Regions from separate parts of the Homo sapiens genome. Here region 1 is linked to region 2. Evidence: chromatin loops called from intact Hi-C (ENCODE). Cell type or tissue: heart right ventricle. All regions are shown on one strand. Each heading gives the region's core, and the rest is flanking DNA. Links, peaks and the distances in the headings are about the cores only. Region 1 overlaps STXBP6 (syntaxin binding protein 6). Region 2 overlaps LINC02286 (long intergenic non-protein coding RNA 2286).

What was found. Peaks named below come from ENCODE experiments on the same cell type or tissue, not always from the same donor. Only the 100,000 strongest peaks of a DNase experiment are listed, where the experiment ranks them.
Region 1: a loop joins it to region 2, with 2.8 times the contacts of the local background. A loop is called at or near these places in 5 of 110 quality-filtered maps.

The regions. Positions count from the first base shown.
Region 1 is chr14:24,963,663-24,968,060 of GRCh38, forward strand. The region is part of intron 2 of STXBP6 (syntaxin binding protein 6); the gene reads right to left. Among named protein-coding and RNA genes, the nearest start is that of STXBP6, 84 kb to the right of the region's middle. In heart right ventricle, for the core only: no CTCF peak of the experiment used is centred there; DNase peaks (open chromatin) are centred at 2,296 and 2,802; H3K4me3 peaks cover 438 bases; H3K27ac peaks cover 2,521 bases.
Region 2 is chr14:25,130,320-25,134,717 of GRCh38, forward strand. All of the region lies in intron 3 of LINC02286 (long intergenic non-protein coding RNA 2286), which reads right to left. Among named protein-coding and RNA genes, the nearest start is that of LINC02286, 24 kb to the right of the region's middle. RefSeq lists silencers at 2,544-2,838, 2,740-2,789. In heart right ventricle, for the core only: CTCF peaks have their summits at 2,690 (motif pointing left) and 2,899; a DNase peak (open chromatin) is centred at 2,652; H3K4me3 peaks cover 653 bases; H3K27me3 peaks cover 313 bases.

The DNA.
Region 1 (4,398 bases), core at 134-4,133, 170 kb before region 2:
ATATTCAAGGTCTATTAAATGATCACTTGTTACTCCATTAAATGAACTCTTTCTTCAAGAGAAACACTCAGGTGCTTCACAATTTTAAGATAACCGCTTTCCACTGTAGGCCACAATGGAAGCATTTATAAATTGCTCATTTTGAAAGATTCTAAAAGTCTGAATACATTAGAGAAATGTGCATTTTCTTATTGGTAATTGGTCCAATAGGTAGAATAAAATCTCCTGCTCCGTAACCTGATGGATTCCAAGGGAATTAAAAGACCACCCAGTAGCATCTTAGTGTGTGTGAATAACAGCAAGTTTCTAAAAAAAAAAAAAAAAAAAAAAAAGCCAAAACAAGTACCAGCCACTATAATCCAGAGTGAACGTGTGAGCTCAAACCCAGAAAGTGAGCCCAGAGTTCAGGCAGTCTCAGCTCTTATAGAGGCGCAGCAGGAGTGGGATTATGCCCAATTCCCCCCACCCAGACACTTCATTTGTTCCACAAGGATGCTGTGATCAAAGCACTGGGAACAGAAAGGAGGTACCTACAACAGTCTCTACTCTCTAGAGGCTGACAGTCTATGGAAGTAAACAGAAAGCCAACTGACAAAGCCCAGCAATGCTAAGTGCTATTACAGAGATGACATGGGAGGCCAGAGGGGGCACATGCTCATGCTCAGAGCACGGTAACTACCTAGTAGTCTATTCTCTATGGTATTGGACAGCTTGGCAACCTCACTGTGCTTGTGGCTAATAGTTTCTTCTGGAAAATTCTGCATATGGTTTAGCATGACTGGAACTGAGCTGGAAATGTCAGTCATTCGTATTCTCTCTCCCTCCCTGTCTCTTCTTCATGGAAGCTGAGTACCTTCTATGTATCAGGCATTACATATGCACCTATAGTTCAGTTACTCCTCAAAATACCCTGTGAGTTATTGCCATTTTATAGATGAGAAAACTGAGTTTCAAAGACATGACAGAGCTAGTACAGTTCTCATTCTGTGTGTGTGTGTGTGTGTGTGTGTGTGTGTGTGTATGTAAAGGAAGGGTAACAGGAAAGAGCTGGAGAAACAAGAACCTGATCTGGGCTGAGAAGCTGGGTCCACAGGCATTTGTATCAGCCTCTCCCACTTCTGATGTTTGCTCAACAGTGAACTTGACTGACCTCAGAGAACGTTTTGTTTTATTTTGTTTTAATTTTTCTTTTGATCCAGTAAAGATAGGTGTAGGAAAATAACATCTCCCATTTCAGGGACAGGACTTCGATTGACTAACCCAGTTCTAACTCCCTGTGAAGCAGGATAAAGAGGCCTAAACACAAAGGGCTTCTGCACCCAATATACCCAGTATTGTGCAAATATTCATGACATTAGAGTGGAAATTTTCCAACTCTGAAATAGAACAGCAGTGTGATGCCACCTAATATTCTAGCTTTGGGGAAAAACAATGTTGGAATCTAGGTAATCGAGAGTAGACTGGTTTAAAAATGGCGGGTCAGAATGACCTTGAGATTCCTGTCAGGAGTGGGACACAGACTGGAGAGGATGCAAACCAGAGGGGAATGGGGAAAAAATGTAGGGAAGGAGAGGGAGAAAACCCCCAAGGCCAAGTCTGGGTTATCGTGTGATTTTGCTTCACATGACATGGGTCACGGATGCCTGTCATACATACATATTAACATGTTTTTTCTTTTTGCTGTTGTCTTATAAATGTCTTGAGTCTGTTCCTGAGAGGCAGACTTTACGATTAGATTATTTTTATTTCAATGGGTTTTTTGGGGGGTAAAGGTGGTGTATGGTCATTAACATGTTTTTAAAAAGCTACAGATGAACAATCTTTGTGTGGCAAGAACCATTAGTGGGATAGTGAGTATCCCACTAATGATGAGATAATAGTATTGCTCATAAAGCTGAATACCTTCCACATATCATGCATTACACACACATATACACAGTTCAGTTATTCTTCAAAATACCCTGTGAATTTAATGCAGGGATATAGATATTAATGCCATTTTATAGATGAGAAAACTGAATTTCAAAGACATGAAGAGCTAGTACAGTCAGCGTTTTACCATAAGTCAGTCTTCTGCCTAACCTGTGTTCTTCTATAACTGGGGTGGGAATTCTTCCAGGGAGCAACAGGTGCCTCTGACTATAGCTTACTGACAAAAGCCTCACTACCACAGAAAGGTGCACTAATTTCTCAAAGTGTTAACCTAGAAAATCACCCAAAGAATGCATCTATGTGGCTTAAAACAGTGCCTTCTTGGTAGGCTGCTGTTTAGGATGTCTGCCAGGTACACAGTGCCTTGCCAGCCACATGCCAGAAGGACAGCTGCCTTAGTTTGCAATCTCCCTAACCACCACTTGCTCTACCTTTGCAATTAGTCAAAACTAATCAAAACGAACATAAGTGAGTGAGCTGTAAAACTCCTGTTCTTAACAGTGGGCTGTGTGGTGGGAGAGCACACAGATGGAGTTTCCTTTTTAAATGAAATATTTGGCACTAGCCTCTGTTAAGAGTTTTCCCTTGTTTCCATCTGGTTTTAGTATTGGAATGCATACATGAGAGAATGGAAAAAGAAAACTCTGTTGGCGTGCTAAACCACTAGAAAAGCTGAAGTCACTGACAGCACATCCTCTAAATCCTCCGAGATTAGCACACTCTGCTCAAGGAATGTTGTCACATTGTTTTTAAGGGAGGGGAGAGTTCTGTTCTCCAGATCTAGCCCTGTCTTGGAAAAAAAAAAAAAAAATGACAAGTGTGTCTACTTTGGAGTCAGATGGACCCAGGCATGAGTCAGCACCCTCATTACTTAGCCACCTGACCCTAGGCAGTGCAACTACCAGCATTAAGCCTCAGCTATTTCATCTGTAAAGTAGAAATAACAAGAGAAGGCTGTTGTGAGGATTAAATGAGATGATACCTATTCAATGCTTACTTATCTATTTTTGAACTTTCCTAATAGCAAGGTTTTAGGAAAGACAAATGTTATTATCACTGGTTTTCACAGGAAGAGATCTAGAACCACCAAGGAAACTCTAAAAAAATTTCAGGCATCTATTTTTTCTACTACACAACAGAAGAAAACAAATTCATATTTGGCAGTGTCCCTGCCAGGAGTCTCTCCAAATTTCCCCAGGGAGTTCATTTGCTCTCTAAGAGTCAAATATATCTACTAACAGTGTCACTGTAATATGTGAATTTCTTAACACCCCAGTTGTTGGTATACAGGACTGTCACCACCCAGCCAAAACCAACCAAAGCCTAAACCTGTAGGAGACCAGAGTAATATCGAGACATGATTATCACTAAAGCCGTATGAGAGGGTAAGAAAAGGCGTTTGGTTTGGCAAGTCTTTTCTCACACAATCCCTATGCCTACAAGAGAAGGAGAGCACAGCACAGTGGATAAGGGAGTAGGCTCTAGAATCAAACCTGGGTTCAAGTCCTTGTTTTGTCACTCACTAGCTGAGGATCTTGGGCAGGCTAATTTGCCTCTACATGCTCAGTTTCCTCATCTACAAATAAGAACTATTATCTACCTCATAGCACTGCTGTAAGGATTAAAGGAGTTAACATGTGGAAAGGGTACAGAATATGTCTGAACTCAATAAATACCACAACTACTATTATTATTACTATTACTGATCCCAAAGCAGGCTGATGCCACCCTGACTGTATGAGCACTGAAGAATGTGATGGGTGCATGGCAGGTGCTGCCCTGCAGGTCATTTAAAATTATACCTGGTGGCCAAACCTACTGAACTAGAAAATGTTTCAGAGGAAAACCCTCTCCTTTTCACTTCATGTAACCAATGGCTATTGTTTTACAAATGCTTTAATCAAATGTGTCTGTGCACATATCCTAGAAGAGCCAAATGCTCAATAAATGGTATAACAAAGGATATTGCATATTTATAAAATTAAAAAGGATGTAAGAAAACTCACAATCAAGGCACTGAGAATAACTTTGTTTTTTTATTGCCTTGTCTTCTAGAGTTAAAGTTTTATAGCTGGATGTACACACCAAATCTCTATAATAAAGAGACAAAAGGCTTACCCTGATATATATTCCAATGTAGGAAAGTCTATTAATCAATAACCTCAGAAATGAGATAGAATGACACTGTGGAGGCCAAAAGCGTTCTACATCTCTATCAATTGTGAAGAGTCAGAAAGGAATCTACTATTTAAAACACGGTCCTCTCCACCACACCCCTCCCAAGTGAATTAGAAGAAATGAGGTGCTGTGGCAGTTGCACATGGCCATGGGTCAGGGACCAGGTGGATGTCTGACTCTGCCACTTCCAAAATGGTGACCCCGGCAGATCATGACCTCTGATGAACACTGGTTCCTTGATCTGTGAAATGAGGAACATACCACCCAATAAATAGGGATGCTGCAGGG
Region 2 (4,398 bases), core at 286-4,285:
TATATTACTATATATGTTATATGTAAAACAATATATACTATATATAGACATAGTAACATATATTACTATATATACTATATATAGACATGTCTATATATAGTATATATTGTTTTATATATACTATATTATGTATGCTATATAATATAATAAAATATATAATATGCTATAATATATAACATTATATAATATATATCTCAAAGGATGGTTAAGCTTTCAAAAGGCAGGGATAAAATAAGGGGCAATTTAGGAAAATAGGAATATATAGTATATTATGTATAAACAATATATACGATATATTATCGTATATATTATGTACGATATATTATCGTATATATTAAATACTATATATTATTGTATATAATATATACTATATATAAATGTATATGATGATATCTATATTACTATATATTTCTATGTATATAGTACTATATGTATAGTAATCATCATTCCCCATGTTATGAGTGGCAGGCTTCAAATTAGCAGCGGTACAATAAATGATCATAAAAGGCTCTTGCATTTTTTATTTTCTTCCATTCTTAAAAAGGCTCCAAAGAACAAAACATTTGGCATGTGTAAACACACAGTGACTTGCCTTATGAGGTCTAATGTCTGTGGAGTTCTCTGATTACCATCAAGAAAAGCAGAAGGAAAAACATTGGTTCAGGATCATTTCTACTTATCCTTTTCTTTCCAGGTAAAAGAAATCTTTACCTGGGTCTAGACCAGCAAAAGCTCTTTGAAGCAGGAGATACACATCACTGGGTACGGCTGGTTCTCAAACATGCACTTGATTTTATTCACAAGTCTTACAAATCATCACATGCCCAAAGAAACACCTAGGTGAACTAAAGTTCTGATTTTATACACTCACTGCCACCTGTCACTCACAGCCTGCAAGTCTCTGTGCCAATGTCAGAAGCTGGAAATATATTATGATGGTTAAGATCAGTGCTCCTTATCAGTCATTTTCTAGTGGATTGTAAGTTGCTCATGTGGCAAAGTTAACCTCTTAGGAAGAAGGGGTAGATGGAGAACAATAGAAGAGGTGGAACTAAGTTCTGGGGTACTCCAGCATCAAGAGATTGAGGAGAGGGAACTGGGATCAGTTGGATGTCAGGAAAGCAAAGCAAGAGTGTCATCATGGGAACCAAGAGAAGAGAGAGTGATCAGCTCTATGAAATGACACCCCCATTTTTACATCCCCCAATTCCCCATTTATCTTTCTCAGCTGCAAACATGGATGATTTTCTTCTATGCCGTGAGGTCACTGAACGTATAAGTAGAAATTCCTAGCTCTCAGAACCATTTGGGACTTTTGCAACCTATACAAAACTTCAGTATCCTCCTTTTTTTCCTATTTTATATTTTCTCTTTTGAATTTAATCCTCATGCGATTAGAGTACGCTAAAAGGGACCAAGCTTAGATTAGCAGAAGAATTTTACTAAAGGTTCAAGTATGCGTTTGGCAATGAAATTCCATCCAGTATGTATTTACTAAATGCTTACTAAGTATAAGATGCTATTCTCAATGCTGTAGAAAAAAAATTAAAATTCTATGTTCACTGAAGTCAACATCTCAAATGTTGGCAATGTAGGAATGAAATTATCTTAAAAGAGATAATGCATAATTTGCTGTGGAAGTACAAAGGAGGAAGAGATCACATTCAGCGGGAGGGATTATAAAAAACCTGGAGGAGGATTTAGTGTGTGGGTGGACCTCAAAGGGTTGTTAAGCTTTCAAAAGGCAGGGATAAAATAAGGGGCAATTTAGGAAAATAGGAACAACATGAGCAAAGGCACAGAGATGGGAAACTATAGCTTGTTTTTGGAGAAATGGTCATAGTTAAATTTAGCTGAAGCATAAAGATATGTATGTAAAAAAGAAGTGAGTAAGACTGAAGAAGTGATGGCATATGTCAGAGAGTCCTGGGTAGAGAGGCAGTGAGGCAGGGAGGTGGGGAGGCCACATGGTGAACTGCAAAGAGCATGTGCTTCCCAGCCAGAGATGGGTTAGAAATCAAGGATCTCCCCAAAATATTAGTTCTGCAATAGGATTGTCAAATCATGTCTCCAATCTATAATTTTTCTAATACAAAAGACACGTGTATGCTTACCTTAAAAAAAATCCCACGGCCAAACCAAACCAAACTATGATGTTCATAATGATGGCTGTGAGACTTTTTTGTTAAAGCTTTTTGTTAACAAAAAGTTAAATTGTGTTCAGTGTATCTTGTCTAAGAAGTCAGGAAAGTGAATAGGAGGCTGGGGCTGGGTAAGGGCACCTAGGAGTCACTGAGGATAGCTTTCCTGAGAGAGGTTGGTGTAGGTTGTACAGGAAAGAGGGCTGTAATAAGAACTTTTGTGTTTTGAAGGTTTAAAATCCAACTATACACCCCATTCTGAGGGAGGGAAGAGAGAAAAGGATTCTGGATCTGAGAAGTGGTGAATGTTGGAAGAGTCCTGAACGGCATCCCTCGGGGGTGGGCAGCATTTGGGGAAGCTGGCGTATGCGGCACGAGAGTGCAAGGAAGGAAGAGCTGCAACCACGTGGCTGAGCTCAGCCCTGGGAGATGGGGCCGTCCTTCCTCTGGGAGCCACGGAAATTTCTACCTGGGTCTAGGCGGGCAGAGGCTCTGCAGCAGCGGACACGCATGACTGGGTAGAGCCAGTCTTCAACAGTGCCACCGTGTGGCAGAGAGGAGCAGTGACAGTTATAACTCCGTAGAATTATATGCGGGTTCTCCCAGCCCAGCCTTGAAAACTAAGCAGCTCTCTCTTCCTGGAGTGTGAGGGCTTCAGCATCCAGGGACAAAGCCCAGTGTGTACATGGAGAAGGCTTAAAGAAGCCGATACCGTGCCTCTTGATAATAGGGAATATGAAAACTTGATAAATTAATTGAAAAGTGAAGAGAAGTGGCGAATTCAAATTTGTACGGCAGTTCTAAGTGATAATTAGAATAAAATCATTAGACAAAAAGGAAAAATATATCTAGTTCTAAAGCGTTAGCTTTTATCTTGCTAGAAAACTCAGCTGTCTAGAAACTCACATTCCTAAGCGTCTGGATTGAGATTTTCTTTTGGTTTTCATTCATCAGGGAATGAAGTGAAAGGATTGAATTTTCACGTTACACTTAACTCAGGCTTGATAAGAGTCTGGAGGAGACAGTCTCTAATAATCCTATAATCCTAGATGTCCTGTCTATACCTTTTAACATCTCTGCATTTACTCCTTGAGTTTCTTGTGGTTGAGGAAGGATTTTGAAAGGGAGATGATGAGAAAAACATCACTCATATTAGTTACTGACTGAATTACATCCATTTCTGGTCAGTCGTCATTAGGTAAAGCTCTAAATTTCAATCAGGATCTTGGCTAATTGTACTTTGGATTTGATAAGGAGTCATTGAAAAGTGAGCAATGAATAAGATTAAAGCTAGGCATTTCTTCTTTTTAAACTAATGTATCATTCATTATTGGTTTAGTGCTCATCAGGTTTTGGTAAATAAATAAAAATCTTAGATTTGGAAAGTTCTACAGTGGTCATTTAGTTCAACCTTTTATTCCCAGGCAGGAGACCTTTTCTGCAAAATACCTGACTTTTTGTGACAGAAGATCAATCAATTCAGGATCTGCTAAAACACACCTAGGGATGTAAAACTCACCACTTTGTGAAGCAGAACATTCACCTAATATTCAGAGTGTAGCCTGGGGGTAGCAACGGGGCATCCCTGGAGAGTTAGTAGGAAATGCTCGATCTGAGTCCCTATCCCAGACTTGCTGAATCTGAATCTTCCCTTGACAGGATTCCTGGGTACTGGGTACTCATATATACGTAATGTTTGAAAAGCACTGGCTAATTCTATCGTTAGATGGTTTCAAATGTTAAATGGTTTCAAACTGACATCTTACTAAAACCTAATGTTCTGGTGTGGTCTATGAACCCATCCCCACAGCCTCGGCTGTTAGCCCAGCTTCTGGCCATTCCTGCAGTTATAAAGCTTTGGCCGCCACTGCCATTGTGGCCACCTCATCTCCTTACACTCAGTAGTTTCTGACTTTCCTGGGTGTGACGGCTGGGCTTTGGCACAGCCTTGGTCACATTTTCTGTGGTAGGAGCTGTGGCAACTCCAGGGCTTGGGCCAGATCAGATCCTGCTGCACCACTGAGGCTCTGGTTCTCTCAGTGCCCCTTGAAGGGGTAGGAGAAGGTTACTAAGAAGTTTAGGGGTATTTCACTTTGGGAGGCTGAGGAGGGCGGATCGCTTGAGATAGGGAGTTTGAGACCAGCCTGGCCAGCATGGTGAAACCCTATCTTTACTAAAAATTCAAAAATTAGCTGGGCATGGTGGCACATACCTGGAGTCCCAGCTACTGGGGAGGCTGAGACAGGAGAATCCCTTG